Linked DNA regions of Homo sapiens: region 1 is linked to region 2. Evidence: chromatin loops called from intact Hi-C (ENCODE). Cell type or tissue: dorsolateral prefrontal cortex. All regions are shown on one strand. Each heading gives the region's core, and the rest is flanking DNA. Links, peaks and the distances in the headings are about the cores only. Region 1 has its middle 420 kb from the start of OCA2. Region 2 has its middle 360 kb from the start of OCA2.

Region 1 (15,621 bases), core at 4,833-12,832, 59 kb before region 2:
GCATTCTGGGACCATCATTTTTAGAACAAGACCTGCATGGTTCTGAGTAGGCAGTCTGGCAGCACACGCTCAGAGCGGTCCTCCAGCAGCTGACAGAGTCCTGTGCCTGCTCCCAGCCTCATGCACAAAGGGAGCACGTTGGAATTGTATTTGTTGAAGGTGCTTCCAGCACTAAGGGTTGGGGATTCTATACGCTCATCAAATGCTAAGTGAAGTAGTAGAGCAACATCCATGCTGACCGCAAACCCTTGTAGTGCTCCCTTGCCAAGTTCCAGGTGATGTGCCTGCAGAGCCCGTCCGTCTTCTCAGTGCTGAGTGCCCCGGAAGGCACTGCGGCACACCTGCTGACTCAGGGCCACCCTCCTCAGGGATGCCCCAACCCTGGACACTGAGGCCTGGTGACCTGGTGACAGGCCTCGGTCCAGGACCAGCAGAGACTGAGGATGGAATTCCAGCTGTTCCCAGAGTCCTGGGTCACTCATGCTGAACATGCTCCCTTAGGACAGAGAGGCTGGACAGGGATAACCTGTCACTTGAGTTCCCCACCGGATTAAGACGCAGCCCTTTGTTCTCCCAGAATGTAAGGCAAATGCCAAGGACACCTGCTGGCTCTGTGTGGCCAGCTGCCCTTCCCAGGGTTTCTGAAGGTTCCTGAGCTGCTACTTCCAGCCACTGTGGACCCCAGACCCCACCACTCCAGCTCCCTCCAGCCCCGCAAGGCCTGAGACCTGCCCAGCACTCTGAGAAGCCTTGTGTGTTTATCTTGTGGCTTGAAGAAGAACATGAAAGCACCTGTAGGGTCGTTGTGCCTGGGCTGTGGAGAGCTGCTCATGGGCTCGCTAGAATCTCCTAGGATGACTCCTACCTCCCCCTGCCCTGGGGCATCCCACCTCCTACCTAGACGGGGAGGGGTTGACCGTGAGGAGCCTGGGCAGCTCAGCACCGCCCCACCTCGCACCTGCCAACATGCCCCTCTGCTTCTGCTTCATGGGCTCTGTGATGGATCTGGGAACCAGAGTCTGCACCAGCCTGTGTCCGCTCCAACACACAGAGGTAACCCTTAAGGTGCAATCAGCATCTCCCTGGATTCTTCTTGTTTGTCTTCCTCCACTTTCTCTTAGCCTGACATTTTTCTCAGCTCAGTTCTTTTTCATGATTCCCCAATGTCCTGTGCATTGACAAGAGCCATTCCAAACATGACTTTTGAATGGGGTCTTAAATCAACAAGCGACATCTCACAATCAGGCAAACAAATTGCCCTGAGCCTCAGTGTCCTCTCCTGCAGCCTCTTTGGACACACGTTGCTGGAAGCAGTTTGATCCTCCTGCCCTCTGCTGTTGGGTGGTGGTTACCCATGCCGGGTCTCCTCCCCTGTGAAGAACAGCCTATCTAAGGTTAAGGTCAGAGTCGGGGAGTCCCCACTCACTAGCTTCCTCGTCAGGTAGGTCCTGTCCACAGTCATGCTGGCCGTACACACTTCATACCCGTGTGCTCTGGGAGTGGTACTGATCATCACATGCCCACGAGAGAGGGACAGCACCCACGCGAAACAGGAGCCCGCAGACACTCAGGCTGAAGGCTCAGCCAAAGGCCCAGCTCCAAAGCCCACACTCTCCTCACAAACCTTCTTCCACTAACTTCCACTGTGAACCCAGGATCCTCCTCACCTTGGAGACTTTTGGGGGTCTCAGCCAGGGAGCAGGAATCCTGGCCTCTAAGCTTCATCACAACCCACCCTGACCTGGCTGGGGAATCCTGGGAAGCCACTCGCCAAGCTTCCCAGCAGCCCACCAAGAAGACAAGACTCATTAAAATGTTTAATCCTCTGAACACCCCAAACTGTTGGTGGCTTTTCCTCAATCTTACAGAAGCCATGTGTTTTGGAACTGAATTCAGGTCAGGGGTCAGTCCAGCCGCATGGACTCTCCTGCTGTGAAGCTGGGTGTATTTCAGCAGTTCGATGCTGGCTGTCTTCTGCGGTCCTCATCTTCTCCTCCCTCCTCTCTGTGCACTTAGATGTACACCTTGAATAGGAGGATATCCCAGCTGCTGAGCTACAGAACGCTGGCGCCCCAGAGACTGGGGATCAGCACGCTTGACCAACAGCAGGACTCTCTCCTGAATTCTTTACTGATCCACAAAGTGACAGCTTCAAACAGACCTGTTCTGGTGTGTCCACGAAGGCCAAGTGCTGACACCCTGAGCTGGGTTGCCAGGGCATGGTTAGAAATTAACTTTCATAAAAGGCTACATCATGATTCACATACATTCATCAAATAAAACATGTTAAGAAATTTATTTAATTCATTATCAATGAGAGAACTAGTAAGATCTTACAACTAGTTACAAGGAAGGAGAATCAGACAACCCATGCGTGTGTAGGTCTGGAATAGGTAGGGGAATGTGCAGATGGAACCACGCTGGGCCCTTCCGCCGTGAGGAGGTAGCCAGCAGAGCCTCCACAGGACTGAGCTCACCTGGCTGCAATGGAGTCATCTCTCTGCATTGCTGTCAGTTGTCTGCACCTTAGCAAGTTGTGAAACAGTTCCCTTAGAACCAGAATTAGATACCCTGGAAGGCTGAGCCATAGACAGGGCACAGTTCTCCTCAAGCATGTCTTTTCTCTCCACAGCCGACAGCACCAGCATCCGGATCCTCCTGGGGCCCCAGACTCCCTCCGTCTGCAGCAGGGGTTGTGGCCAGGAGTTTGTGCCTTTCTATTTAAAAAAAAAAAAAAACTCCCAATTACTTGGATGGACACTAAATATTGGGGGAACACCTGACCTGCAATTTATATTCACAATCTCTTTTTCAATGTCCCTCTCTCTGCGAGGCCAGGTGTGCGGTGTTTTAAGAGGGTGGCAGGACAGGGATTCTGTCCCCCTCCTCAACATGGCCTCTGACCTAAGGCCTGCAGCCCCGCCAGCAGAGATAGAGATCAAGGGGCCATGTCTCTGCAGCAGTCCACTTTGAGACTGAAAGCCTTCCTGGGGTGCACTGCTTTCGCTGATAATGTGATCAGCCAGCATTTAGTGGGGGCTTACTCTTTTCTAAGCCCTTTCCTTACACTATCTTATTAAATCAGCATAACATCCCTAAGAAGTGGTTATTGTTACTATTATTCCTATTTTATGGATGATGAAACTGAGACCCTGAGAGGTAAGACAGATGGCAAAGATAAAAGTATGAATTCTATAGCACCAGAGCCGTCAAGGGATGTGGGTTTTCTTATTTAGATTATGTTTGTCCTGGGTGAGAAGGGCCTCCTGAGAAGATCCATATGTGCTGGGGAGAAGCAAAGGGAAGAGTCAGGAAGGGGTGGGGGGTGGGGGTCGGCAGCCAAAGACAAGCCTTTCACCCGATGCCTGGGAACACAGCCAGCTTTTCAGGGGAGGAGTCTATCCGTCTATCCTCTCTGATTATCTAATTGCTTATAAAAAGAAGACAAGAGGGCAAGAGACCATGAGCCCGGCACACCAAACAGCAATCGAGCTGCCCCACGCACACACAGTCAGAGGGAGAAGTGCCCCAGCAGCTGATCAAATACAAATGGCACAAACACAGCAGCCAGAACACCCGCTGCCTGGCAGGCCACCCGCTCATCAAAGACCAAAAGATTCAGAGAGCCTGCAGGGTTTGAGCTATGTCTGTTTTTCCAAACAAATATCCCTCCCAAAAGCATGTCTTCCAATGACCTTCAGTTCAAATAGTGATTCAGAAGAGAAGAAAGGCTGTCAATAAGCAAAAAGCACACTGATTCCTCCAACCGAACGCTCTCTTTCCGAGGAACCAAGGAGCGTGAATAGCAGAAGCTTGGTGCACGCGCCTCCGGAACACCTCAGCTCTCTAAGGAGCCACTGGCCTCTGTCGGAGTGAAGCTGCCAAATGCGGTTGTTCTGTGCTGAACGCAGCACCAGGGAGAGAAGGGAAGACGTTTTGCCTGCAAAATAGGCACTCAACACATTTCTGTTGGGGTAATAGGAATTTATGATAATTGGGCCTACAGGCTAATCTTTATCCTGCAGGAATTGCATAGATTACCCTAGGCAATACTTTTGTGGAAGTGAATGGATAAAAGCTCCCTTTTTTTCAGTTCAAAAGTCAGGTTTTTATAAGTTCAGTGCTCAGACCTCTAATAGACTAATATAACCCAAACAGAAGTCCTTTCTCCTCCGCACACAGCCTTTCCATGGCTTGTTCTTTGAGAATGTTGCTAAAGTCTAGGTGTCTGGTCTATTCTCTCTCAAAATGCAATGCCATTAGAAGAAAGTGGTGTGGATTTCTAGCACTTTCTTCTCCAATTTGAGCCTATATATATATATATATATATATACACATACATACACACACACACACACACATATATATATATACACACATATATATATAAAGAGAAGAGAGAGAGAGAGGTGGTGGGGTGAGAGCATCTTGCTCTGTTACCCAGGCTGGAGCGCAGTGGCCTGATCATAGTTCACTGAAGCTTCAAATCCCCAGGCTCAAGTGATCCTCCTTCCTCAGCCTCCTGAGCAGCTGGGACTATAGGCGTGCACCACCACATCGAGTTAATTTTTTTTATTTTTATTAGAGATGAAGTCTCGCTATGTTGCCCAGGCTGTCAAAATATATTTTAATGAACACCATAAATGCTTTAAATGAGCTTTAAGAATAAAAATGACTTGTAGGTGCCCTGACCCAACTGCTACCTGTTGTGGCTTCCCCTCCCCACACCTCGTACACAGGCTTGCCGCCAGGGGGCAGTAGGGGCTGTTTTGGCCGGGCGGGTAGACAAGAGACAGGACCCCAGCAGTGAGCTCGTTGCAATGGATTTGCTAATATTCTAGTGAGCAGTGCCCGTCTAGTGGAGTCTATTCACAAAGCACCTTTTTACAGATGACCATTAGTGAGTTCTCATGACATCCCAGCATGTCCCAGGGTTGTGCATTTGCTCACCCACGTGTCTGAGCCACAGCCCCCAGGGAGGGTCCCCTCCTCCCACCCGCTGCACTGCTCCCGTCGGAATTGCTCATCTACGCATGCCTTTGCTTCTTAGTATTATAGCAATAATAATAAGAGCTAGCACTTATATCAATTTAATATATCCTAGAAATATGAACATTTTGCATGTATCCATTTTAAATCCTCTAAACATCCCTTTAAGGTAGGCAATGACAAGTTTGAATTTTCTCTGCGCTCCTAGAAACCTCATGGTTAAGAAGTCCCCTGGCCTCTCCCTCATCCTTTTGTTCCCAGGAACTGGCTTACTGCAAAGATCTACCCTTCCCCATGTGACTTCACTGAGACTCTCAAATGCCCCTTTGTTTATCTGGGATAAGACCCTCATAAATGATTAGCTGGACTATGTCCCCACTCACCAATCTGGACAAAATGTCCAATAATTTGACTTGGCCAACTGTAGTCAGGATTCTGTCCTAGGCACAGAGGCAGAACCACCCTCCTTCATGCCCACTGAGAACATTTCCTGCTCGATTGTGGGATCACAACACCCTCTCACTCCTCCCACCATATCCTGTTCTTTCCAGCCATACCTACCCCTTCCTATTAAAGAAAATCCCTTTCTTTCTGGCCTTTGCCACACTTGCAGGTCTGATGGACGAAGCATCCCCCACAGCAACAGCCCCTCCCTCAATGGCATTGGTCCTTTTGGATAAAGTCTCTCCTTACCTGAGTCTGGATTCCTGATTGACAGTGCCATTATTATCCACCCATTTACAAGTGTATAAACTGAGGCACAGGGAGGTTCCATACTTGCTGAAGTCCAGAACATGCCCGTCAGAGCTGCAGCCAGCCTCGGCCCTTGTGCTGAGCTGCTCTGCTGTCACCTGGCCTGTGTGTCATCAGCCTTTCCATCCTTCAATCAAAAGAGAGGAAACCTAGTCTATCCGCTTCAACCTCAAAAGAATTTCAGGCCAGAAATATGAGTGTGCGGCAAAGAGGCTGAATCACTGAGACCCTGGGAGGGATCAGCTCCCATTCAAATTATGAGAGCTAAAATAGAATTTGCTAATCTGAAAAAGAGATGAAAATAGGCCACCCCATCCAAAGTAAAATACTACCTTGCGTTGAGTATCTCACTTGAGAGAACTTACATTCTTGGAAACTCTTTGGGAAGATCAGTTGTTAGCAAGTGCTTTGGTTTCAGTGATGGTGTCCCCTCCATCAGTCAGGTTGAAACTTAATTCCTATCATGGCGGTATTAAGAAGTGGGGCTTTTGGGGAAGTGATTAAGTCTTGAATATTCTACCATCAAACATGGATTAGCACCTTATTATTTTTTCTTTTAAGTTCTGAGGTACATGTGCTGAACGTGCAGGTTTGTTACATAGGTATACATGTACCACAGTGGTTTGCTATACCTATCAACCTGCCATCTAGGTTTTAAGCCCTGCGTGTGTTAGCATCTTATTTTTTAGAAAGAGCTGGAGGGAACCAGCTTAGGCCCTTTCTGCCCCTCCACCTTCCAGCCTGTGAGGATGCAGCTGAGAGAGGAGGCCATCGATGAAGCAGCCCTCACCAGACACCAAACCTTCCAGCACCTGCTTCTCAGACTTTACAGCCCCCAGAGCTGTGAGAGATACATTTCTGTTCTTGCAAATTACCCAGCCTCAGGTATTTTGTTATAGCAGTATTTTGTCATAGCAGCTCAGACTAAGGTAGCAAGTAATAAATATAGTCATATGCACTATATTCAGACTCCATATTTGCAAATTGGCCTGCTCACTAGGATGTGTTTGTAGCCCCAAAAATCAATGCTGGCAGCACTTTCACAGTCTTCTGAGGACACACACAAAGTGGCAAAGAATTTGAATTGCCTAGTGGGCAAGTTCCCAGCTGAGGCAGCGCAAGGCCTGCTTTCTTGTCTCCTGCTGTAAACAAATGTCTTTTCCATGGTCTGTGTGGTGCCCTGTTTCTCGCACTTTTGTGCTTTTTGGTAGTGATTTTTCTGTTTAAAATGGCCCCAAACATAGGGATGAAGTGCTGGCTAGCGTTCCTAAGTTCAAGCCTGGTATGTGCCTCATGGAAAAAATACAAGTGTCAGACAAGCTTCATGCAGGCACAAGTTATAGCGCTGTTGGAGGCGAGCTCAATCTTAATGAATCAACAGTATCTCTAGGTTAAATATAGTGTCTTTCCATAGAAACACACTCAAAAACGGTTATGCATTGACTGCTTGACAAAATTCTGTGACCAAAGACTTGCAGGCACCAGACCCTGTGTTTCTCTAAGAAGCAATAGTTCAGTATGGGCCAATGCAGTGTTCCAGGTAACTTCATAGAGCATAACAAGTCCCAAGAATCAAAGGAATTTTCCATATGTTTTATGGTCTTTTGTAAACTCTGACACCTCTGCTTTATGAATTTCAAGGTAACTACAAGTTTTTTACTTATCAACTACCAAGCCAGCTATTTGTGTGAGGGGAGGGAGGCTTTAGAAAGAGGTGGTGGAAAGGCGGAAGCGAGGCAGTTTAGAAGGTGCAAACCACCCCCAACTAACGCAACATTGCTCGTTTTGATGCTTTGACATCTGCTCTGAGAAAGAACAGCAGGTGGACCTACGGAAGAAAAGAGATAAAAATTCTCATTCCTGAGGTTTTCTTAGTATATGATATTCATCTGTATCCCCAGTTTTTATTTCAAAGTTAATGCACGTATTCTTAGAAACTAAATTACTTGCAAGAAATTCTGGCTACAAATATAATCCACCATGACCTCCTGTTTTTCCCAAGTGCTAGCATATTCATAGAAACTGTTACCTGCAAGAAACTCAGGTTTAGAACATAAACCCGTGTGTACACCTGTGTCCCCACATTTAACTCCCTGTAACTCCCTGGCCTCAGCTGGCAGACCTGTACAAAGTTCACCAGCTTTGCACCTGGTTGACGTGCATCTGCGAAGCCCTCACCTGTATCCTATGCCTGCCTGTCTTCTTCTTTGTGCCTACTTCCACCCATCTTTCCCCTAATACTCACACTCTGTCCCATAAAAGTGGTTTTTCTCCTGGAAGCAGCTTTGAAATCAACACCCCCCAGCTTCCAAGCATCATGCAGCATGCCCTGCTGTGGACTGAGCTTAGGCTCTGCAAAAGAAGGTCCTGTTGCATGAGATGTAATAAAGGTGACATTGGAGTAAACAGTCATATGCTAGACCAATTTTCTGTATATATGTTTAAGTCCCATCTGTAAACCAAAAATAAAATTCTAAGCCACCCGATAGGAACAGACCCCTCTTCTCAGCCAAGGGCATTCCAAAGTTAACCTGAAAAACTAGTTCAGGTCATAAGGGGAAGGGGAAGCCAGACATGCCTCATTATACCCTCCTCCTTTTTTGAACTACTGATAGGACAGACTCTTTAAGTCTGATAAGAAACATTCACAATCTACTCTCTCTGAAGTCTGCTACCTGGAGGCTTCATCTGCGTGATAAACCCTTGGTCTCCACAACCCCTTATCTTGACCCAGACATTCCTTTCTATTGATTCTAAGTCTTTAGACAATAATTTAACTGTTTCAACCAACTGCCAATCAGAAAATCTTTGAATCTACCTATGACCTGGAATCCTCCACTTCCGGTTTTCCGGCCTTTTCAGACCAAATCGATATACACCTTGCATGTACTGACTGATGCTTTATGTCTCTTTAAAGCATATAAAACCGAGCTGTAACCTGACCACCTTGGGCACGTGTTCTCAACATCTCCTGAGGGCTGTATCACAGGCCACAGGTCACTCATATTTGGCTTAGAATACATCTCTTCAATTTTACTGAGTTTTAATCTTTTCATCAACACATCTGTAAAACTTGATCCTGTCCTCTACAGACAAAATTATATCCATAACTATGAACTCCACCTAGGTTTTTACAGCATAATTTTGAAAATATTTCTATCAAACATCCTTTTAAATTTTTTTCCTTATGTCTGATCCTGTTATGCTTAGCATTTGTTCCAAAGGAACTGGAGCCAGTCAGCTCTAGTAAATTCATTTGTGCTCTTGCTTGTAAAGAAAGGGAAAAAATAATAATATTCTGTAGGCTGAAAAGAGAAACAGGAACTACAGATACTTACATTTGCGGAGATAGCAAAGGAAAGGTTACCAACATTTATGGAATGTAATTAGGCTGTTGAGTGGATACAAACCTACCCACTCCACAGGCCATCAGTGTTGACGCTGGTCAGATGCAAGTGGAATAATTCACACCAGAGGTTTATTTCCCAAGGACAAGCTCGCCCTTCACGGTACCTTCAGGTAATGGCCCATTAGTGGCATTCAGTCTTGGCTGAAAGGAAAAATCAGAAAGTGATGGGTAGGCAGTATTTTTCACCCAAGCTGACAAGTGGACTCAATAAATGTCTGGGAAATGCAATGGAAATTTCAAAGGAAAGACAAGTGAAGGCCAAATCTGAAATTCCAATTTGAAATTACCTAGCTGTCAAACCTGGCAGATAGTGCTTTCTCACATCGCCCTGCTAGCTCTCGGTAAGAAATCCTTTATTCCAGGAGGAAAATCACTCTTGTCAGCGTACAGGGCTCTCAAGTTCTTGTGCTTTTCTGCAGCGACACCTAAGACTGGCACGCAGTGGAGCGTCCACTGCAGGTGGCTTTGAGGGGCTTCTCTATGCACTTTCAATGTGTTTTCAGAGGCCACTCATAGCCGGTCATAAACTGTGAGATGCTAGAAAGTTACTGAGAAGCAGAGCTAGGATATCCACCAAGGCAGTGTTGGGCTGAGAAAGTGATTCCCTGAGGACCAGTGCTTTGACACTGAGAGGCCTTAGAAGCTGCCTCAGAACCAAAGTCCCTCTAACCTTGTCTGGTCCTCCATCCCTAAGCACAGGGAGGGCCTCCCTCTGCAATTTCTTTATTTGACCAAAAAAGCTTCTTTCCAAACAATGCAATTGTCTTAAACCCCCTCCCTAGGGATTTATCAAATAACCTAGAAAGATCAACCATCAAAGGAGAAGAGACTGGGAGTCCTCCCTGCTCCTAGACAGACTTAACCATCTATTCTCCCGAAGGAAGCTCTTAGAGTCTAACTGAAGGAATTTATCTGCATAAAACAACCCTCGTTCTTATGAGTCATTGTCTGAGTATTGCGCCTATTCATTCCCCCAGCTTCCCTTCCCCTATAAGAAAAGGTAAATAGGTTCCTGCAGCATGCTGGGTTACTGGGGGATCATTCTCCTGAGACTCCCCATGCTGTACATGTTAAAATTTTGTAGATCTTTGCTTCTACTAATCTGTCTTTTGTGAGTTGATTTTCAGAAAACCTTCAGAGGGCAGAAGTTTTCCTTTGGCCCTTACAGTGAATTTCCAGTACACGGGGTGTGGCCAGGTCCTGCCAGCGTGGAGGGTGCTGTGAGGCCAGGCCTGCCACCCAGCCCCGCTCTCCCTGGAAGAGCACGAGGACCTGGGCTTCCCTCTGACCCTCCTACCCCTGGTCCAGTGTGCCAGATGCGTTGAGCTTGGAATAGTAAAACTGGAGTGATCAATAGACCTACCTGGCATGGGTGCAGGTTCAGTCAATTCACTCAAACACCTCAAAGTGTTCGTGAGGTGGGCGTGACTTGGAGGAGTTTGGGAGGCTGGAGGGGGTGTGGACAGGGGCAGCCGCAAGAGCTGGGGCGGGGGCTTTAGACTGTGTCTGGCCAGGGAGAACTGCATCAAATGCAGACGTTCGACAGGTAAAATCGATACACACTGTTTTGATGGGAAGAGTGCAGGGAGCTGGCCACCCCCTGCCTGGCCACCCCATTGCTCTCCACAGAGCCCAGGGCTCTCAGCACACAGCATGACCAGTGTGGACCTCCACCACATTCCCATCTGGCCAGAAGCATGGTCTTGGACCTCACATACATCCCTGAACTTTGGTCTTTGGCCATTACTGACCATTGAGTCTACTTGTCCTTCCTTTTCTGGCCAGCCCAGGAATCACAGAGAGAAATCCAACTTCTGCCTCTTTTCCAGAGAATCCCTGCAGATGCCCTCCCCTCCCATCTAGTTTAATAACACGGAGTTGGGCAGGACACTATTAGGGGAGTGTTCTCCAGAGTGGAGTGCTGGATCCCAGGGAGGTAAGACCACTCACTCAGTGGGACATTCCTGCTTATGAGAAATCTGGTCACAATAGCATATGTTTATAATTTGTAAACACGTGCATATGTGTGAATTAAAGGCTCATTGTCAGAAACAGTTTACAGGATGTACAGGTGCATTATCAGGCATGCCTGATCAGAAGAATCTAGATGCTACTGAATCAAATCACACTGTATCTAGTGTTATATGTGTCTTGTGTCCATTCGGGTTCCTATAACGAAATTCCATAAGCTGGGCAGCTTATAAGCAACGGAAATGTGTTGCTTACAGTTCTGGAGACTGGAGAATCATAGTTACAATTTCTCAATCTCTGTCTGTATTATCCTCTATTTAAACACCTGCTTCCTCCCCCAGGCTGTGAATTCCGTGAGGTGGGGTCATTGATTTTGCTCCATGTCATGAGCCCCTAGCCCACACCTGGCATGTCGTGGTGTCCATATAAACACCTTGGAAATGGGTGAATTTGCCGTGTGTGAAAAGCTTTAAGTGTTTATAGCTGCCATAAGCAATGACTGGTTGGTGAGCAAAATTCAGGTTCCACATTAGAAGAATAGAAACCAGCTATCTTTATGGTCAGCATCTAGTGGTATTAAATTAAGTTTCCTGGTTAACACTTGGGTCAACAGGAGAATGAGAAGGCAGAGTAGGTCCAGAGAGGGACTCGAGGGCAGAGGCAGATATGGGCCTCCCAGTTCCAGACACTCCTGTAGATACTAAGGATACAAGCTTGTCCTTCAGGGGTTCACAGTCTAAGATTCCAAGACTGTCCCAGTGATCTTCCATTGTGGTTCTATTTGTCTATGTATTTCCCAGCTAGAAAAGCCACCTGCTATTTTCCAGTATGAAGGTCCTTTTTCAGAATTTATTTCTGGTTCTTCCTAGAGTTCGGGTCTCTCAAGTAACAGATGTGAAATACAAATCACTGGGCTAGAGCCTAACCAGCTGCATCACTCTATACAGAGACCTGGGGCTAGATGGGTGAAGGTAGTGGGGCTGGCATTACACGCCATCTCATTTAAGCATCATGAGAACCCTCAGGAGCAAATGCTATTTTTATCATCCTTATTACATATTTTAGAAATGGAAGCCTAGAGAAGTTAAGTAACTTGCCTGAAGTCTCTCAGTTAATATAGATGATGGAGCCATCACTTTTCCTTCGTCTACTTCAATCCGAGTTTAGGACTTGCCCACTTCAATATACTGCTCAGCATCCTAGGAACTGAAGTGACCTAAGTTCACACAGTGGTATCAGGATTGCATGGCATTTTACACCCAAGCATGACTCTGTATTATCGAGGTGCAGTAGGCATCACTAATGCTCACCAGCATCAGGTAATGCTCACCAGGCACACGCCAAGGCTCTTCTTCTTTCCCTCTTTTAGACTCTGTTGTGTCATATGATTTGCTTTGACAGATAAGGTGTGAGCCGAAGTACTGTGCATCATTTCTGCATAGTTCTTGCCAACTATAGAGATTGCAAGTCCATGCCATCTCTTGCCAACCATATTGACTGAGGAAGGCATATGTTCCGGATAATGTCATAACAGGGTCACTGAATCACTGCAGAGATAACAGCATCTTAGAGAGTCACACAAACCCAACACAACTTTTGTTTGGGTGAGAAATGCCTTTTGTTTTCCCCATGGAGCCACTGGGTTTGGGTTGCTTGTTGCCGCAGCATTGCCAATCTTATATTGACTGATAGGTTGGCTTCCCATCCACAATGGTCACAGCGTTGTCTTCCCAATTTTTCTCTGGCTTGACTACAAGTGTCCACTCAGACTTCAGTGAGCACTCCCAATACGCAATGCACCATTTTCATTCTTACTTCATGAATTTTAAGTAGAAAAATTCACTGGAGTGCTTGAGGAAAGGAGAGTTAGGTTTCAAGATGATTTTATGCATTTAAGTGGGATTCAGTGCCAGTGAATAAAATAAACAACCAAGTGAATCCCAGGAATCCGCCTCATGATGGCCTCGGGCTGCACTAACCCTAAAACAATACAGACAGAATATGGAGGCACGATACAATCTGGGTTCCTGTAACTTACCAGAAAATGTAAGTTGCAACTGCACATGTCACCTGGAGCTATTCAAAGATGCAGCCTTTTCAACATTCATATGTTACTCCTTAAGTTTCTTGAAAATATTTCCAGTCTGCAGGAATCATGTCCCAGCTAGGAAGCAAGGGAGATGTCCTCCGTGGGGGGCTGTAGTGTGTGCAGTCTCCGTGCCTGCATGGCGCTTGCTCTGTGTTCTGTGAGTCTTCTCCTCTGGCCATCTCCTGCCATGAGGACCACACTGAAACTGACAACCCTGCCCTTGCAAAGTGCCCTCCAATACTCAAGACTTTCACATCTTCGTCTTAGAACATACTACGGCAATTGTTCTTCTTCTTTGTTCTAAAGGATCTCTAGGCCTTCCCTTAGTACAAAATTACTTTTCTGGTCAACACATTCTGCCCTGGGGCTTGTTCTTTCAGGCCTTTGGACTCATTTGCCCTACCTTTTCTGTGGATTTGGAATAGCAGTTGGTCATTTCATCCGTGCTTTACCCCCTCAGATAGTTAGAATGCTTGCTCAGGTGTGCAGATTCCTCTTCCTCTAGCCAAGATGAATTTTTCTTGTTTAGGAGATTTCTTAATTCTCACAGACTTGGGGAAGGACAGACCTGTCCCAGGTGAGCAAGCCTTGGGTAGGGACATGGATAGAGGTGTGCTGGCTGCACACCTGTGCCTAGGGTCCCATAGAGACAGCTGATCCCCTGCCAACCTTGGGCAATACCCTGGCCTGGACCAGCTGCAAGACAGCAGCCTGGAGAATGGGGCCTGAGAGCAAGGAAGCTGGGGAGGCAGGAAGGAAACAAGCCCAGTCCCGGCCCATCCCAATAGTAATGCTGCCTCCTGTCGGGGAGGATGGTTTCAGACAGCCAAGCCTAACTCCTCCAGAAGAGACGGATGACATTTCTCATGCAGTGATGTCAGGAAGCTCACAGCAGAGAGGGGCTCCCAAAGCGCAGCCCAGCAAATGCCCAGCCTCTGCCTGGGAGTGGAAGACAGGCAGTGGGTTCCTTGGCCCACTCCCGCTGCAGGGGAAAGATGTCACCACTCTTCCCAACACACCTGTGGATTGCTAATGCCAGCTCTGCTGTGATCCTCGGCCAGCACCTGGAATCTGGGCCTCTTTCCCTCCACCTTTAGATGCCAGGCACACACCCAGCTTGCAGTTTCCCCTCCCACTAACTCCCTCCGAGTTCTCGACCACACACTGCCTCTTCTGTGCTCTATCTCACCAGGTGTGGAATGCTGTCCTTTCCTTTGATTTTATTTAATTTCCCCTTCACCATCACAAGAAAAATCACCTAAATCCTTGATGTATGTAGTCAATTTTTATACTTTACAGCAGATCTGGGAGCTGGGGATACCTATTAAATCACACACTGGTCATACTTCTTCTATGTTACACACTGGTCACACTTCTTCTAAATGCCATTTCAACTCTCTTAATCATCTCTTTCTCTTCCTCCCTCTCTTCCACTGTCTCCAATTTCTGATTTATTACAGAATAAATTAATTCTGCAATCCCCTCCTCCCCTAGAAATATATTTGCCTCCTCTGTGGCTGACCTTCTCTGTGGATGACCTCCTCTGTGGATGACCTCCTCTGTGCTGACCTCCTCTGCGGCTGACCTCCTCTGTCACTAACCTCCTATGTGGCTGAGCTCCTCTGTGGCTGACCTCCTCTGTGCTGACCTCCTCTGTGGCTGACCTCCTCTGTGGCTGACCTCCTATGTGCTGACCTCTTTCATGGCTGACCTCCTCCGTGGCTGACCTCCTCTGTGGCTGACCGTGCCATTGTAGCTCATCTGCATCCCAAGCATCGCCATGGTGTTTTCCTGAGCAAATTCCTTCCCCTTTCTAATAGGAATTGGACTACATATAAGTAAAATCTTTGACAAACACTGGAAACACAAACAACTCATGAACAATAACTTAATGTAAAAAGGAACAGAGAGCATCCCATTAAACAAATGTCTGGAAATTGGCCATGGGTGTACCTTGTTTCAAGGATTTGGCACTTTCTCACCTGATGAATGAAACACTTTTGGCCCCTGAGTTAAAAGGCAGAGAGCTGGGACTATCCTAGCACACACATACAGACACAATCCCATCCACGTGAGTGGATGAGAGTGTCGTGGCTTTGGGTAGATGCTGCCTATGCTCTCCGTTCAGTTCTCTCTAGGAGAATCATAATGGTGTTTAGAAATAAATAAGAATCATGTCAATACACTGGCTCGTTCATGTGTGAGAGCTCTGGTCACATGTAGACAATGCCTCCACCTTTACACAGGACACTTACAGGGTGGTCATCAGAAACAGTTGAAACGGCACTAGATGCACCTGCCACAGGTTTGGTCACTGATGCTTCAAAGACCCTGGACACCAGCTGGAATTATCTGGGTTTTTTTTTTAGCCAAATATCTATAGAAAAGCCCATGCTCTTGTAGGGGAGAA
Region 2 (15,621 bases), core at 3,889-11,888:
TCCCCAGAGAACAATATAAAAGTTGGACAAAATATTTTTGTTGAGAACAAACAGATTACCAGAATTCAAGGATTCCAAATTTCAAGAGTAGGGGGAGGCACCTAGGGCTTCCTGACACTTTTTCCTCAGTTTATTTGTGGACTCTAAGGTGGCATCTGAAAGGCAGGACACAGAGCAGAATGGAGTAGCTGAGAAGCCAGGAAGCTACATGGAGTTTTCAGTAGTCTCTTGGGGCTAGAAAAATAAAAACCAGGTCTATCCTGCTAAAAGCATTCTTATAAAAGGACTTATTACATAACAACCCCTAAATGCCCCTGGTTATCTTCCAATTAGCAAATCCCATTAGTATGTTTACAAATAAATCTGGTTGAAGCAAAGAAATAATGGCCTCAAGTGTTGTCACAGAAAACAGAGTCAAGTTCCCACCTCCTGTAAAATCCTCCCCAGAAGGAAGTTTCTTACCTGTTAAATACACAGCAATTCACAGCCAACATCATATTGAACTATGAAATGTTGAAAGCTTTCACTATGAATTTGGGCATGATATAGAAATGTCTAGTCCTGACCAGTGCAATAATTTGAGAAATGGGATAAGAGAATAGACTGGAAAAAAAGAAACTTAAAATGCCATTATTTATTATGACATACTTCTGTGGAAAATACAAGAGTTCATTCAGACATACTGTGGGAATTATTAATTAAATTTAGCAAAGTTAGTTTGTAGACAGAGGGCCAACACATACAAAAAAATCAATTACCTTTGTTTATGTCAGCAATAATAAATTAGAAAAGAAACTTTTTAAAGGATACCATTTACAATAGCCTCAAAGAACATCAAGTTATTAGGAATAAATCTAGTGAAAAATATGCATGGCCTCCCCACAGAACTTCTACAAATCATTCTTCAGAGAACTTAAAGCCTAAATAAAAGCTCATGAGTATGATTCTTCTCAAATTTATTTGTAGATTCAATGCAATTGTAATCAAAATCATAGCAGGTAGGTTTATAGAAATTCATAAGAAACATTCAAAATATATTTATTTATGAAAATGAAAAAGGCAAATAGTACAATCTTGAGAATGAAGGACAAAGTTGGAAGGCTTACACCTCAGCATATCTGGACACATCATAAAACTGCAGTTATTAAAACAGGGAGTGTCGGTTTGAGGATAGCAAAATATGTCAATAGAACAGAATAGTCTGTTCTAGACCAGAAAGAGAAGAGATAGTCTTTTAAATGAAAAGTCAACTGAATATCCATACCAAAAAAATGCTATCTTGACTCCTACTCACACCATACGTAAAAATAATAAGACTAGCTGGATTGTGGAGCTAAACATAAAAGGCAAACAGTAGAATTTCTACAAGAGCTAATGGGAAATTACCATGTTTTGGGAGGTGAGCAAATATTCCTTACTTAGGACACAAAAAGCACTAATCATAAGAAGAAAGATTCATAAATTGGACTGCCTTAAAATTAACAACTTTTGTTGCGATCAAATATGCCATTAAAAGAGTAACAAGGCAGTCATTGATCCAGAGTAGTGAAAGAACTCCCACAAATTAGCCAAAGGTCAGACAACGTCATAGGAGAATGGACAAAAGGTGTGGGCAGACACTTTACAAAAGAGGCTATGCTCAACATCATCAGTCATCAGAAAAATGCACATCGAAACTGTCTTGAAGTGCTGTTACACACCCGCCAGAATGCCTAATAACAAAATGCTGACACCACCACCTACTACTGAGGACAGGGAGCACATGGAATCTAATATTCTACTGGTGGGAGTATAAAGTAACATAATCTCTTTAGAAAACTATGTACTAATCTTGAACCTTTGCTCACTCTAGGGCAGAGAAATTTCATTCCTAGATATATAGCAACCAGAAATACACCAAAAACCAAACAAAGCAAAAACTATGCACAAGAATGTTCCTAGCACAATTATTAATAAGACCTAGAAACAAAAAACAGCCCAAATACCAACCAACCACAGATGGTAAATAAACTGCGGCACATTCACACAATGGAATACCTGAAGGATCAAAATGAGCAAACTCTGCTACGTGCCAAGACCACCGATGAGTGTCATAAATATCGTGTGGGGCAAAACAAGACTGACACACAGCAAAATCACACGATGCGCTTCCACTTATAAGAAGCTCAACGCCGGGCCGGGCGCGGTGGCTCATGCCTGTAATCCCAGCATTTTGGGAGGCCGAGGCGGGCAGATCACGAGGTCAGGAGATCGAGACCATCCTGGCTAACACGGTGAAACCCCGTCTCTACTAAACATACAAAAAATTAGCCGGGCATGGTGGTGGGCGCCTGTAGTCCCAGCTACTCGGGAGGCTGAGGCTGGAGAATGGCTTGAATCCGGGAGGCAGAGCTTGCAGTGAGCCGAGATCGCGCCACCGCACTCCAGCGAGACTCGGTCTCAGAAAAAAAAAAGGCTCTACGCCAAACGCAACTAACCTACGGAGCTAAAAATCCGTATTTCCAGAAAGCATACAGGGAATGGGTTTCTAGGTTGTAAGAGTTTTGTGAAAATTCACTAGGGAAATATTTATAATTTCCTTTATGTGTGTTGTACATCTACACAAATGTTTATTTAAAAATATGAAGGCATCAAGGTTAAGCATCTAACTTAATATCGACAGTCTAGAAGAAGAGTCCAGCATCCCCTTGTCCAATGCCTCTGCTCTACAGGTGGGACCCTGAGGCACAGAGACCAGTGTGTCTGAGGTTGACTCAGTGGCGGAACCAGGGCAGAGTGAGGTCGCCAGCGTCTTCTAGCACATGGAGCCTCTTTTGCCTTTTCCTGTCAACATGAACTACTTGAGTTTTCTTTAGTTCCAGATACCTTCGTGATGAAAAATGAGAAGTGGGAAACCCTAAAAATAAATAGGAAATGATTTCTTAAAGACCCTTGCCAGGCTGCAGCATCCTTTAAGGAGAACACTGAAAGAGGACTACCTCATGATTTGGTCAACTCCACCCCTAGGAAGGATCCTGCGGTGCGTGGTCACCCTGTCTTTATAAGGGATAGCAGTGCTTGACTATTATTTCCAGATTTAAGTTGTTCCTTGGAGAAGCAGTGATGACATGACTGCCTGCTGATCATTACACTTACCAATGATAATATTAATAATTTCTTTCTTTTTTTTTTTTTTTTTTTTTTTGAGACAGAGTCTCACTCTGTCACCCAGGCTGGAGTGCAGTGGCATGATCTCTGCTCTCTGCAACCTCCACCTCCCGGGTTCAAGTGATTCTCCTGCCTCAGCCTCCCGAGTAGCTGGAACTACAGGCGCCCACCACCATGCCTGGCTAATTTTTGTATTTTTAGTAGAGACGGGGTTTCACCACATTGGCCAGGCAGGTCTTGAACTCCTGACCTCAGCTGATCCACCCGCCTTGGCCTCCCAAAATGCTGGGATTACAGGTGTGAGCCACAGCGCCTGGCCAATATTAATGATTTCTAAGCACATGAATTCTCTTACCTCCAACCGGATCTACCTCAGGCATAAATCCCATATCTTCCTCATCTCCCTCCATGCACCCATGAAGAGCTCTTTTACCTCAACTACAGAAGCCATCTTCTCCCAAAGAGTTGGCAAATGTCTCAGAGATCACTGTCAGCAGAGGACGTGACTCAGGGGTGCAGAGGTACAGGTGAGATTTGCATTTCAGGCCATTTCCCTCAGCACACTACTGTTTAAGGTACATGTTTGACTATACACTGGTTATTTTTTGTGATTGAGTAATAAAACAAATTGGATGTTGTCTTCCACTTTCCTGTCTTGAGAAACTGTTCTGTTGATAAATGGCCTTGCTATTTACATCTGCTTCCATAGACGTGACTTACAGCACAGTGTGCTGTGCCCATATGCTGCTTTCAGAAATGTTGTTTAGAATAAAAGGCCAATAAGGTTGGCATTTCTGAGATCTGTGACCAGCCCTGTGCTTGGGTGTGACTCCCTATTTCCAGCAGGGCCAGCTTGAGTGTTCTTGGCTGTGGAGGGACAGAAAAAGATCAAAAGGTCCCCTACATTTTTTACCAGAGGCCAGCCCCCGTGCCCGTCCTCCCAATTCAGACACAACCCGGGAGCCACAGGCTGCAGCCCTGACCATCGCCCCTGGGAGGGTCAGGGAAGGACATCAAAGCCTTCCTGGGTCCACTCGTGCATCTGGTCATCTCTCCACTAGGAGAGAAGAAGAAGGAGAGGTGAAGGGTGACTTAACCTAATTCATCAATTTAGTCAACAAAAGTACATGCAGTGCAAGTATGTATGGGCATTTTGCCATGTGCTGGAAATGCAGAGTTGAGTTACACATGGTCCTTGATTTCTAAGGACCTCATGGGGAGGACAAGCAGGTGAACAAGTGCTTATTAAATATTGATCCTGATGACTGGAATCAGCAGATTAATTCAGATCCTGCCTGAAGAAGCAGTGATCTCTGCTCCCCGTGTACCAGCAGAGCTGGGCATAGGCACAGGCTGGGTCGGCCGAGCCCAAGGTGCACCCTGCTCTGTCTCTGTCCCTACACAGTCAGCAGATCTGAGAGAAGCTCCCATGCTTGTCTCACGAGTCTCCAGCCTCCTGAAATGAGTCCTATTCCTCCTCATCCATCCCACCTAACTCCCCGAGGAGCAGACCTGCAAGAAGCTTGGAGGCCCCTTGCTGAGTTTGATAACAGTAAGTAGAGTAGAGGAAGCTGAAGGCTCAGCAGCATTTCCAGAGCTGTGGATAACAGCAGGGTGAGTGAGCAGCAAGGCTTTCCAGCACATCCTTGTGTACAGCACAGCTCTTATCTCAGGCCTGCTTACGGCGGAGGCCTCTAACCCTCACCAAGACAAAATGTCTCTGTCTTAGATCATGAAAATATAACTACGACTTCACCAACTGGACACTTCAAAATGGAGATCTCTGAGAAACACATCCCTTACACACATAGAAGATTCCTATTGTCAAATTAAAACCAAACCCAGACTTAGGCAAGGAGAGACTGTATCCAAAAGGAACATTGCCATTGGGGGAAGGACTGCTGCATGGGGGAGGCTTTGACCATCAGACCTGCAAGCGTCCCAAAGGCCAGAAAGAAAGGGATTCTCTTTCATAGGGAGGGGTAGGCACAGCTATAAAGAACAGGGTATGGTAAGAGGAGTGAGCCGGTGTCGTGACCCCACGGTTGAGCAGAAAACATTCTCAGTGGACATGAGAAAGGATGGGTCTGCATCTGGCGGTGGGACAGAATCCTGAGTACGGTTGGGCAAGTCAAGTTACTGAATGTTTTGTCCAGATTGAGGAGTGGGGACAAAGTCCAGCTAATTATTTATGAGGGTCTGTGCCTGGCCTTATCCCAGATAAACAAGGGGCATTCCAGAGTTTTATGTAAGTCGCATGGGAAAGGGTGGATCTTGGCAGTGAGCCTTTTCCTGGGGAACAAAAAGATAAGGGAGGGGACGGGGGCTTCTTAACCATGAGGTTTCCAGGACAGCAGAGCTCAAGGAAAGTGTAACAATGCCACTATGAATTGTTTCAAATTACTTTTATTCAAATGTGTCATACAAATTGTTTTAGATAGCATATCAATCATTATTGTTACACGATTAACATTACTCATCCTGCAAAACAATTCAGCACTGAAACAGTAGCAACTTATCCAAGCTGGTTTCTCTAAGGATTGGACATTTAGACAAGGATTTAAACATCCTCCTCTTGACATTTTCTTTTGCTGAAAATAATGGTTTTAGGAAATACACATTGCAGACGTATCTGAACTGTGGCAGCTATGCCTTTGCTTGGAGGCAGGTGATATGTTCATTTCAACACGTGCTCAGTGTTGTCTGGGAGAAGAGCACCATGCCAGGTCCAGGGCAAGGTGGGAGGAGAGAACACATGCCCTGCCTTCTGGTTGGGCCTTGATGGTGGAAGGGCGGTGAGAGTGGGCACTGACAAAGCAAATGGGGCCTCTCTGGCTGCAGATTGCAAGTTAAACATCATTCCCCAGTGCTCTAAAGCATGATGTTGATGCACAGCAAAGCAGCTGTGGAACCTTGGAGCAGACAGTATGCTTGGGGAAAGGTCAGTCTTCAAGAATTTGTCAAAAGGTGGGACCAGCCCAGACCAACTGTGCATAGGTCAAGGGAAGGGCCATGTGGGAGGGGGACAAAAGCCAATCACCTCCCACCCCAAGAGTCCCATCCCAGGCTGAAGACTGAGAGGCAGAAGAAGCACGATGGCAGAGCTGTGGCCGGTAAGATTTATAGGCAATGGAGGATGCAGCACCGGGCCACCTTCCCTTAAAGCTTTCTGCACACTGTCTGCAGAAGCAAGCTGGGCAAAACACGAGGAAAGGATGAGCTGAAGAGAGCAAAACGAGAACAGCTTGAACCTAACCGGCTATAATCTGGCTTTGTCACTAAAAGAATCCCTCAGGCACCTCGAGCTCTCTTTATATGTATGATAGAATCCGAAATGATGCGTTAGTCCACACACAGCTTGTTTAAGGGCTCACCATACATAAGGCCCTCTGAGAAGTCTGGAAGCAGCACACATGGCCGTGGCCTTGGGGAGTGAAGGAAGCGGGAGAAAATGATGAAATATGGAATGCTTAATGAAAGCCCCTGGAGGCCAAAAGCCATCTTCCGTTTCTTCTGTACACACCTCAGGAGGCTGAGTATTCGATTAAGCACTTAATTAGGAAGCTTGTTTTTAATTTATCCATGGCATAAAATGCCATCAGGGTAGACATTCCGCAAGGCTCCATTGGCTGCCTCTGCGATCCTGCTGCTTCTCTGCATAGCACATCTCGCCTCTTAGCACCCACATGCTTGGGAAGGGAGAACCCTGGTACCCTGGCTCACAGTGGCACTTTATCAAAAGGCATCTGCAGGGGAGCTGGCTGCCCGGCCACCCAGGGCAGCTGCCAGTTACTGGCAAGAGGAAATCTGAATGGCACGCATCCCAGTCTGCACGGCCACAAGTCTGTAAGGGCTGCACTGCCAATGGATGCGGAGACGAGCAAGAGGACAGTGACACTCTGCCACACTCTTGAGAAGGGGTGGGGACAGGTTTATTCCAGTCGCTTTCAGGCTGCCAGGAGAAACATCAGCTACAATCCAACAAAACAGCATGCTTATCAAGGGTCCCTCGTCTGGGCTTATTGAACACCAGGGCAGAGAGCCTCCCAGAAGCCTTCTGGTGGAATTTTGCTCCTGCTCTCCTCCGTCTGCCCAGGAAGCTTATTCCAGAGTGTCAGCAATGCAACAGCACACCTCTGTCCATATCACAGATGGTCTGCCCACGTGTCAGGCCCAGAAACACGGTGGGGCCCAGGGAGGCCATGAATTAGTGAATTCAGCAACTAAATGCCTGCTGTCCTTACACCAGGAGCTCACCATCATAGGACAAGTGGGTTTCGATCAAATATCCTTGCTCTTCAGGCACAGATTATGTCCAGATAGCACACGGCAAATGCATTCCATCAGCTTGTGCAGTTGGAGAAGCTGACGGCCCTTGGCTTTCGGCAGCCTCCTTCACCAGCACCCCTGCCCCGAGGCCAGCCAGCTTCCCTCCCGCAGCCAGGTCCTGAGCACCTGCCTTTCACCTTCACACCTGGCCACCACGTCATCGTTGCTTTTGACTGTCTACCAGCTGCTCCCTGGCCACAAATGCTTCCCTGTAACCCATATCCCCCCAGGAAACCTCTCACTGATTTTCTACACTGCAGAGTCCATAAAGTATTGTGAGAAAGACTGAAGGTCAGTTCGGGCAGTGCCCACAGCTGGCCCAGACACTCTTGCAGCAACACCTGCACCTCGATTTAGCATCCTTAGCCCCAAAGACAGGCAGGCAACAAGGGCAAAGACAGCCAACAACAATGACTAAGATCCGGGGTGTCAGCCCCTCCGCACCCTCAGCCTGGATCTTTAAGACCTGGTGGGGCCAGCGGAGGGGGATGGTGGTCTTTCAAAAGTTGATAAATTCATTAAAATCATGCGGGAAAAGAGCTGCTGAATTTAAAGCAAGCAAAAGCAGGATGGTGGGAACTTGACATTGACAATAAGGGCAGGCAGGGATGGAGAAAGCAAGAGGCTGGGCTGGATGGGGGAACCGTGGGCACGAGATGGAGGGAAAGCCAGGGGTCAGGCCAGCAGGGCTGGTGATGGGGCAAGAGGCAGAGAAAAAGGATTTGCTCTTCTCAAGGTGGGCCATGGTTTTTGCATTGGCCCTTTGGGTTTCTCTGTTAAAATTCCAGTAAAGATTTACATTCCATATTCAGTTATTCTCAGTTGCTGGATGAATTTTATTTGAATGTTGCTCTGTTCAGACAGGATTACCCGGGCCCCATGTATATGCAGCTGACAAAGCCAAAGACAGACCCTCTGACCTCCTGCTGTTCGACTTATGATTGATTAGATAACATTAAAACTGTTCCTTGCCTCTGATTAGGTAATGTCAACAAGAAATAAACTTCTACCCTTCCCCACTCAACTGACTGATGGACCCCTCTCTTGGCCTAAGACATTCCAAAGAAGCCTGGAAAACTAATTCAGGCCATGAGGGGAAGTTGAGTCAGACATGTCTCATGATACCCTCCTCCCTTTGGAATTCAGGCACAATTGACCAGAGATTCTGACAGAGCAGACCCTTTGTAGCAGTAAGAGACCAAATTCCAACCTGACTCTAGTGCAGCATCGCATGACAGATAGCGGGCCCTGAAAGAACCTGCAGTATTTTACCACAAAATGTACTCCTTTTGTTACAGGAAAGGAGTCCCGATCCCGACCCCCAGAGAGGGTTCTTGGATCTCCCACAAGAAAGAATTCAGGGCAAGTCCACAATGCAAAGCAAAAGCAAGTTTATTAAGAAAGTAAAGTGTTGAAAGTGCAGCTACTCCTTAGACGGAGTCGGGCATTTCCAAAAGTAAGAGGAGGAAACGTGTCCACCCTAGGTACAATGCTCGTGTGTGTATGTATATAGGATAAAAAAAGGTCATGGGGAGATGTGCTCTGTTACAAGGGTTTGTAGTAAAGGATTAATTTTCTTAATTACCATATTTTGCAAGAATCAATATTATTATACTTAAAGCAAAATTAGGAATGCCTTTATTCTCAAGATATTGGGATATCTGGACACTCCCAAGTCTGGATCTGTTTAGTAAACCTTCTCAGTCTGTTCCCTTAACCGTAAACCTCTAGCGGCTAGAAATACCTAACTTTCTGGGAATGCAGACCAGCAAGTCCCAGCCTTATTTTCCTAGCCCTCACCCAAGATGGAGTTGCTCTGGTTTGAACACGTCTGACACTTTGAAATATTTTGAAATGGCCCTGCAATGCTTTCTCTTGTGGGGGGAAATTTACGCTGTGTAGAGAATCCCCCTTCCCTTCCAGGCCTTTTCCTGATCCAGGAGAGAATTAACTAAGATTCTGGCACCTTTTAAAGGTCTGAATAGGAAACATTTGCCATCTATAGCATCTAAGGGCAGCTGCTGAAGAGATTTCACCCACATAATCAGAACCCTGTTGTCCACAACCCCAGCACTCCTTTCGATTCATTCCAGGTCTTTAGATAATAACTCTTTCAACCAATTGCCAATCAGAAAACCTTTGAATCCACCTATGACTTGGAAGCCCCCTGCTTCAAGTTGTCCCACCTTTCTGGACCAAACCAATGTACACCTTACACGTATTGCTTGACGTCTGCTTATAACTTCTGCCCCCCTAAAATGTATAAAACCAAGCTCTAACCCAACCACCTTGGGCACATGTTCTCAGGACCTCTTGAGACTGTGCTTCAGGCCTTGGTCACTCATATTTGGTTCAGAATAAACCTCTTTAAACATTTTACAGCGTTTCACTCTTCATCAACATTAAAATTAGAACTTTTTGGCTGGACGCAGTGGCTCACGCCTGTAATCCCAGCACTTTGGGAGGCCAAGGCAGGTGGATCACGGGGTCAGGAGTTCAAGACAAGCCTGGCCAACATGGTGAAACCCCATCTCTACTAAAAATACAAAAATTAAATTAGCCAGGAGTGGTGGTGCATCCCTGTAATCCCAGCTACTCGGGAGGCTGAAACAGGAGAATTACTTGAACCCAGGAAATGGAGGTTGCAGTGAGCCGAGATCGTGCCGCTGCACTCCAGCCTGGGTGACAGAGCAAGACTCTGTATTAAAAAATAAATAAATAAATAAATAAATAAATAAATAGAACTTTTTTCCCCCTGAAACTACTTAACTAGAAAGAAAAACAATCCTTGTTCCAAAAACTGATGGAGACTTCCTCTTCTGCGGAACAACCCTAGCTGTGAGTCAACTCCTCTGCAACTGGTTAACCATCCCTGTAAAATTCCAGGATAACCCCCCAGCCACGACACTGGTCTTCAGATCTGGGGTGTTCTCCTATGGTGACAGCCTAAATAAAGTCAGTCTCCTCCCTCACCCAACTTTGGCCTTTGATGCAGCAGTGGAGACAGCATACCATTTTTGGACAGTGGGATGTACTCCCCTCTCTCCCACATCCCCATCCATTTATCTAGCTGCTTCTCCCAGGCACTAAGATCCAGAGTCCCTCTTTGGCCTACAGTCTGGTGGGATCAGACCCTGGTTCCACCCTCACTCATCCTGCTCATGCTACAGACCTCCTGGCTGTAACAAGAACCCTGGCTCAAGACATCCATTCAGATGTTCCCTCCCAATGAACCTGTTTAAATGACTTGACTCCATTTTCCCCAAAACTTATCACTCCTAAATGTATCAATTTCACTTACTGTCTCCTCCACTTGAAAATTAATACCATCAGATCACTGCCCAGGAAACAGGCACACAGACAGACTCAGTGAGCACCTCCAGCCCCCCACCACCAACAACCACACAGTGAGGAGGGGACTCCACCCCAGCCTCATGCCAGTGCAGGTGAGGTATGGCTGTGACAGTCACATGGGGCAAGGACCCCTGCTGGGGCATGGTGACATGGGAAGAACTGTGATTATATACAGCACAACAAATGTCCTGCAGAAAATGTAAAAGTCAGAAATGTGAGTAAGTGTTCGATCGGTCTTCCTTATTCTGGACTAAGCTACTTTGAAAAAGTAAGAAGCCGCTGAAAATTGACATTGTGGTGTATAACAGCCAGTTCTGGGCATGTTCAGCCAACAGTTTCAAGATCCTCCAGACTAAAACACTGCTGGTTTTAGATGTTGGGGAGCCAGTGTCAGGGTGACAAAGGCCATGAAGTGGGCAGGCCGGCCTGGAACTGACTGAGGGGAGCAGTGAGCAGTGGTTCTCAGTGCAGAACCACCCAGACGTCAGTTTTTATGGAAAGAACCCATATAAGAATTAAACAGGGAGGTTACCTAAAACCTGTTTTTAAGTTGTACCTGTTTACCTAAAACTAACTCTCTCCAATTTGAAATTAAAGAAATAATGCTATGCTTATCTTAAACCTAGATTTAATATCTATTAAAAAAAATGAGTATTCTCGTTTGATCACATGAGTTCTTTCTCAACAGCAAATGAGAATTTTGATCTGGAAAAGATGACATTTCCAGAAAGTTCTATTTCTGCCTGTTGCTCCCCACTCAGTACAATTATGCATCTTGGTAACTTGAGATGACCAAAGGAGAACTCTGAAACGTGGATGAGGAGGGTGAACTGGTTTGGAATCCAGGGTAGGAGGAAAAATATAGTGGTGGGGCACCCACACCCTCCACTCAACAGAAGAAGGTAACCCAGCCAGAATTATTCCTGGCCCAGCCTAGCTACAGAAGACAGCCCAGATGGGCTCTGTCTTCCTTCAAGCTGAACACGAGTCCCACCAACAATACCAGGTCAGCCCAGAAGAACCAACTAGGGAGAGCAATCTGAATCTCCACTGACAATAAGTGTTCCTCTTCCCATCAGTGAGCCTGATGAATCCCTTCCCCAACCCAGACACACTGAGGCCAGGATGCACCTATGAGGAATATCCTGCTCCCAAACTACCTGGGCTGGGAAATGCTCATGGTCGGCACTGCTCCATAGTTGGGGGAGAACCTCAAAACAAATGAGCAAGTCAGAAGATCCCATCATCCTAGGGACACCAGGTGGCCTGACCTGGGTATTTTCTCCACATCCTCAAGCAGCATCAGCAGGGAGCAGTGGAAGCATCAACACCAATGATAAAGCAAGCAGACCAAAATAGCATGGCATCAGCTCCCAAAACTAGACAGTCATTGGAGCCGCAGTGCACAAAAGTACACCAGGACCTTTGTGCCAAACCTGAAAAGGGTAACTGCTTGCTAAAATTCAACTTTTAAATATAATCCATAATGTCCTAATAGCCAGTTTTTCCAGTATATATAGATCATCTGTCATGCAATGATCCGGAAAATTAAAACTTGGATAAGAAAAGACAATCAACTGATGCCAACACTAGGAGAAGTCAGTTGTACAAATTATATGACAAGGATTCTAAAGCCTATATTACAAAATGATGCAATAGGCAATGAATAAGCAATAAATAAATGAACCAAATGAAAACTAAACACTGAAAAATATGATAATGATAAAATAAAAATAAAATACTTGCTGAATGTGTTCAACAGTAGAGTGGAGACGACAGAGTATAGAATTAGTGAACTTTGGGTCAGATCAATAAAATTCATCCAATATGAACACAGAGAGAAAATACTGAAAAAAAAATGAACAGAGCTTTAAGACTGTAATTCAACATTTGTATCACTGGAGTTCTAGAAGAAGAAAAAGAGAATGGGGCTGAAGGAATATTTGGATAATTGTTAACTGAAAATTTCCCGATTTTGGTAAAAGAAATCTAAAGTTCACAAAGCTGAGAAAACTTCAAAAACAATAAACTCAAAGAAATCCATACTAAGCCACAACATAATCAAATCCCTGAAATTAAATAAAAAAAAGAAATTCCTGAAAGCAGCAAGAGGAAATGACAACTTATCTGTAGGGGAAAATCAATTTGAATGACAGTACATTCCTCATTAGAGACCATATGGGCACAAGGAAGTAACAGAGCATTTCTCAAGGGCTGAAAGAAAAGAACTGTCAACTAAGAACTATGTCCAGTAAGACTTCCTTCAAGAATGAAGGTGAAATGAAACTCTTCTAGAATGAAGAAAAACTGAAAGAAGTTGTTGCAAGTAGATCTAGCTTAGTGAATGAATGGCCAAATTCTTTCTTATGAGTTCTAGCCACCAGAATAAGGCAAAAAATATATATTAAAGGCATAAAGATTGAGAAGGCAGAAATGAAAATGTCCCTATTAGTAGATGACATAATGATCTATGTAAAAAATACCAAGGAATTTTTTTTTTAATTCTGTAACTAATAAGTGAACTCAGCAAGGCCATGGTATACAGGATCTACACACACAAATCAATCACATTTCTACACGTTAATTATGCAGATTTGGAAACTGAAATTTAAAACACAGTACCTTTCTCTTCAAAGAATATTAAATACTCAATTATAAATCTAACAAAACTTGTCCAGGTTATGCACGCTGAAAATTGTAAGATGTTGATGAAAGAAACCAAAAGAGACCTAAATAAATGGAGAGACATATCATGTCCAAGGGATGGAAAGTTCAACATAGTAAAATTGTCAATTCTTCCCAAATTAACTTATAAGTTTAGTGTGATTTCTATCACATCAGGTCAAGTTTTTTAAAATAGGCATAAGCAAGCTTATCCTAAAATTTATTTGCAAGCATAGGCTTTAGCAAAGACAATCTTGACCAAGAGTTAAGTGGGAAGAATCACTCTATCTCCCTCTGATCCACAAGCCCACCCCTCTTTTCTCCACTTAAAGCCACCTAGTGACTGCACCTTGGTTAGTTGCCTCAGAAACTGATGTGTATTTGTCTCAAGATTCATCCCTCAATACCCATCATTTTCTCCAGGGCTCTTACAAGATACTAACGCATCCTGGATAGAGAAGTAGAACGTCTCCTTCAAGACAAATTAACCTGTATATTGAAAAAGTTACAGAACTACACCCCTCTTTGGAGTGCACTTAAGGAAATGGAATCTAAGTATATTACATCCCAGAGGATAAAATACAAGGCTTGAACGGGCCAAATTCCTGGACAGGCACACTCACCGGGAGTTTGAGATTTAATGTGTTAGCTGACCCCTTGGAATAGGCATTATTAATATGCACAGTTGGTTAATATTGGGCATATAGAGAAAGGAGTCCAAAGGCTCAGATTTTTATGTGTCCCTTACTCAGCTGTCCCCTAGCATTCCCTGCAAGAGAATCCAGTGGACACTTCCTGCATTGAAGCATTAATAAATGCAGTGTTGCAGGGGCCACCAGTGTCCTTAGAAGTCTCTGATATCTGTCCTTTGGAGACTGTTGCTGACAGTAGGAGAGGCAGTAATGGAATAAAGTTATCTTTTCTCAGTGGGAATAATGGGATTCCAAGGTGGTAAAGACCAGCGGTGTGCTTAATTGTCATAGTCAAGGTTGGCACAGTTACCACATTATGCTTCAGAGGTCTGTGCCAAAAGGCAAGTGGATCACAGAGCTCAAAGCAATGGCTTCTATGGGAAGCTTGACATAGAAACCTGGAGAGAATCTGGACCTGGGGAGAAGCTTCAGTCATCATAAGAAGGATGAATGACACAAGCTGCTTCCCAGACCTGAGAGTGTTCCTAGCCTCACAGGTCATTGATTGAAGAGAGGTCAGCCAGGTGCATTTGAGAAAGATCCTGCAACAGACCCACGGATGCATTTACTGCTCTTCCCACACCTTCCTCAGAGGGACCTGTGGCCATTTACCAGGTGACTTTTGCATTCCAGTAAGAAATATCCAGACGGTCCTAATGGTTTTAAATTTTCCCTGATTCTCAGAGATCCAAAACATCCTCTGGTCCTTAAGACAGAATAGAGGCTTATGTTGGTCAAGTGACAAGTGCATTCTTGTGCTAAGTCCGCATAATAATTGGTCCTATGAAATGGTGGACCCTTCCTATGGTTATTCCCCTTCTCCAGAATGAATGCTGAGAGAGATCATGTTAAATAACCATTAGAATGACCAAGTTTGTTTCCTATTACATGAGGAAGTTGCCCATCTCACACCAAGATGGTAACACAAAAGAAATACAACATCCTGATGGTAATTTTAGGAGTGACTTAAAATTACCCTACAAAGTGAGAAAAAGTTGTACCAATCATCAAAAACAAGAAAAAAATACAATTCTTGATGGTCCACTTTTAATTTCGAAGGCAGCATATAACATATTGGATTCGCTGCTCTGACCCATTAGCAGGTAACCTCCCAAGGCTGCAAGGTTTGAGGGGGACCAGAGCAAGCAAGTGCAGCTCACAGGTCCAGGTTGCCACACTGGCTGCCCTGCCACTTGGGCCTTGTGAAATAGCACAGCACAGCTGCAGGTATCCCAAGGGCAGACACACACACTGTAGGGAGATGCTGGCAAGCCTTGAGGGGAGAATAGGAGTGCAAACCTCAGGATCTGAATGAAGTCCCTGCCTTCCTGTTCTGACTAGTGTACTAGTCTTCTCTAGAAAAGCAGCTCCAGGCTGCCACTGGGCCTTGGTGCAGGTTGAAGATCTGACTGTGGAAAACAGAGTGACTACAGAA

What was found. A loop is a pair of places that touch in the nucleus more often than their neighbours do. Peaks named below come from ENCODE experiments on the same cell type or tissue, not always from the same donor. Only the 100,000 strongest peaks of a DNase experiment are listed, where the experiment ranks them.
Region 1: a loop joins it to region 2, with 1.9 times the contacts of the local background. A loop is called at or near these places in 3 of 110 quality-filtered maps.

The regions. Positions count from the first base shown.
Region 1 is chr15:27,676,477-27,692,097 of GRCh38, forward strand. No RefSeq gene overlaps it. Among named protein-coding and RNA genes, the nearest start is that of OCA2, 420 kb to the right of the region's middle. RefSeq lists an enhancer at 10,083-11,062. In dorsolateral prefrontal cortex, for the core only: no CTCF peak of the experiment used is centred there; no DNase peak of the experiment used is centred there.
Region 2 is chr15:27,736,280-27,751,900 of GRCh38, forward strand. It overlaps a transcript of OCA2 not described here. Among named protein-coding and RNA genes, the nearest start is that of OCA2, 360 kb to the right of the region's middle. RefSeq lists an enhancer at 15,032-15,533. In dorsolateral prefrontal cortex, for the core only: no CTCF peak of the experiment used is centred there; a DNase peak (open chromatin) is centred at 6,942; H3K27me3 peaks cover 480 bases.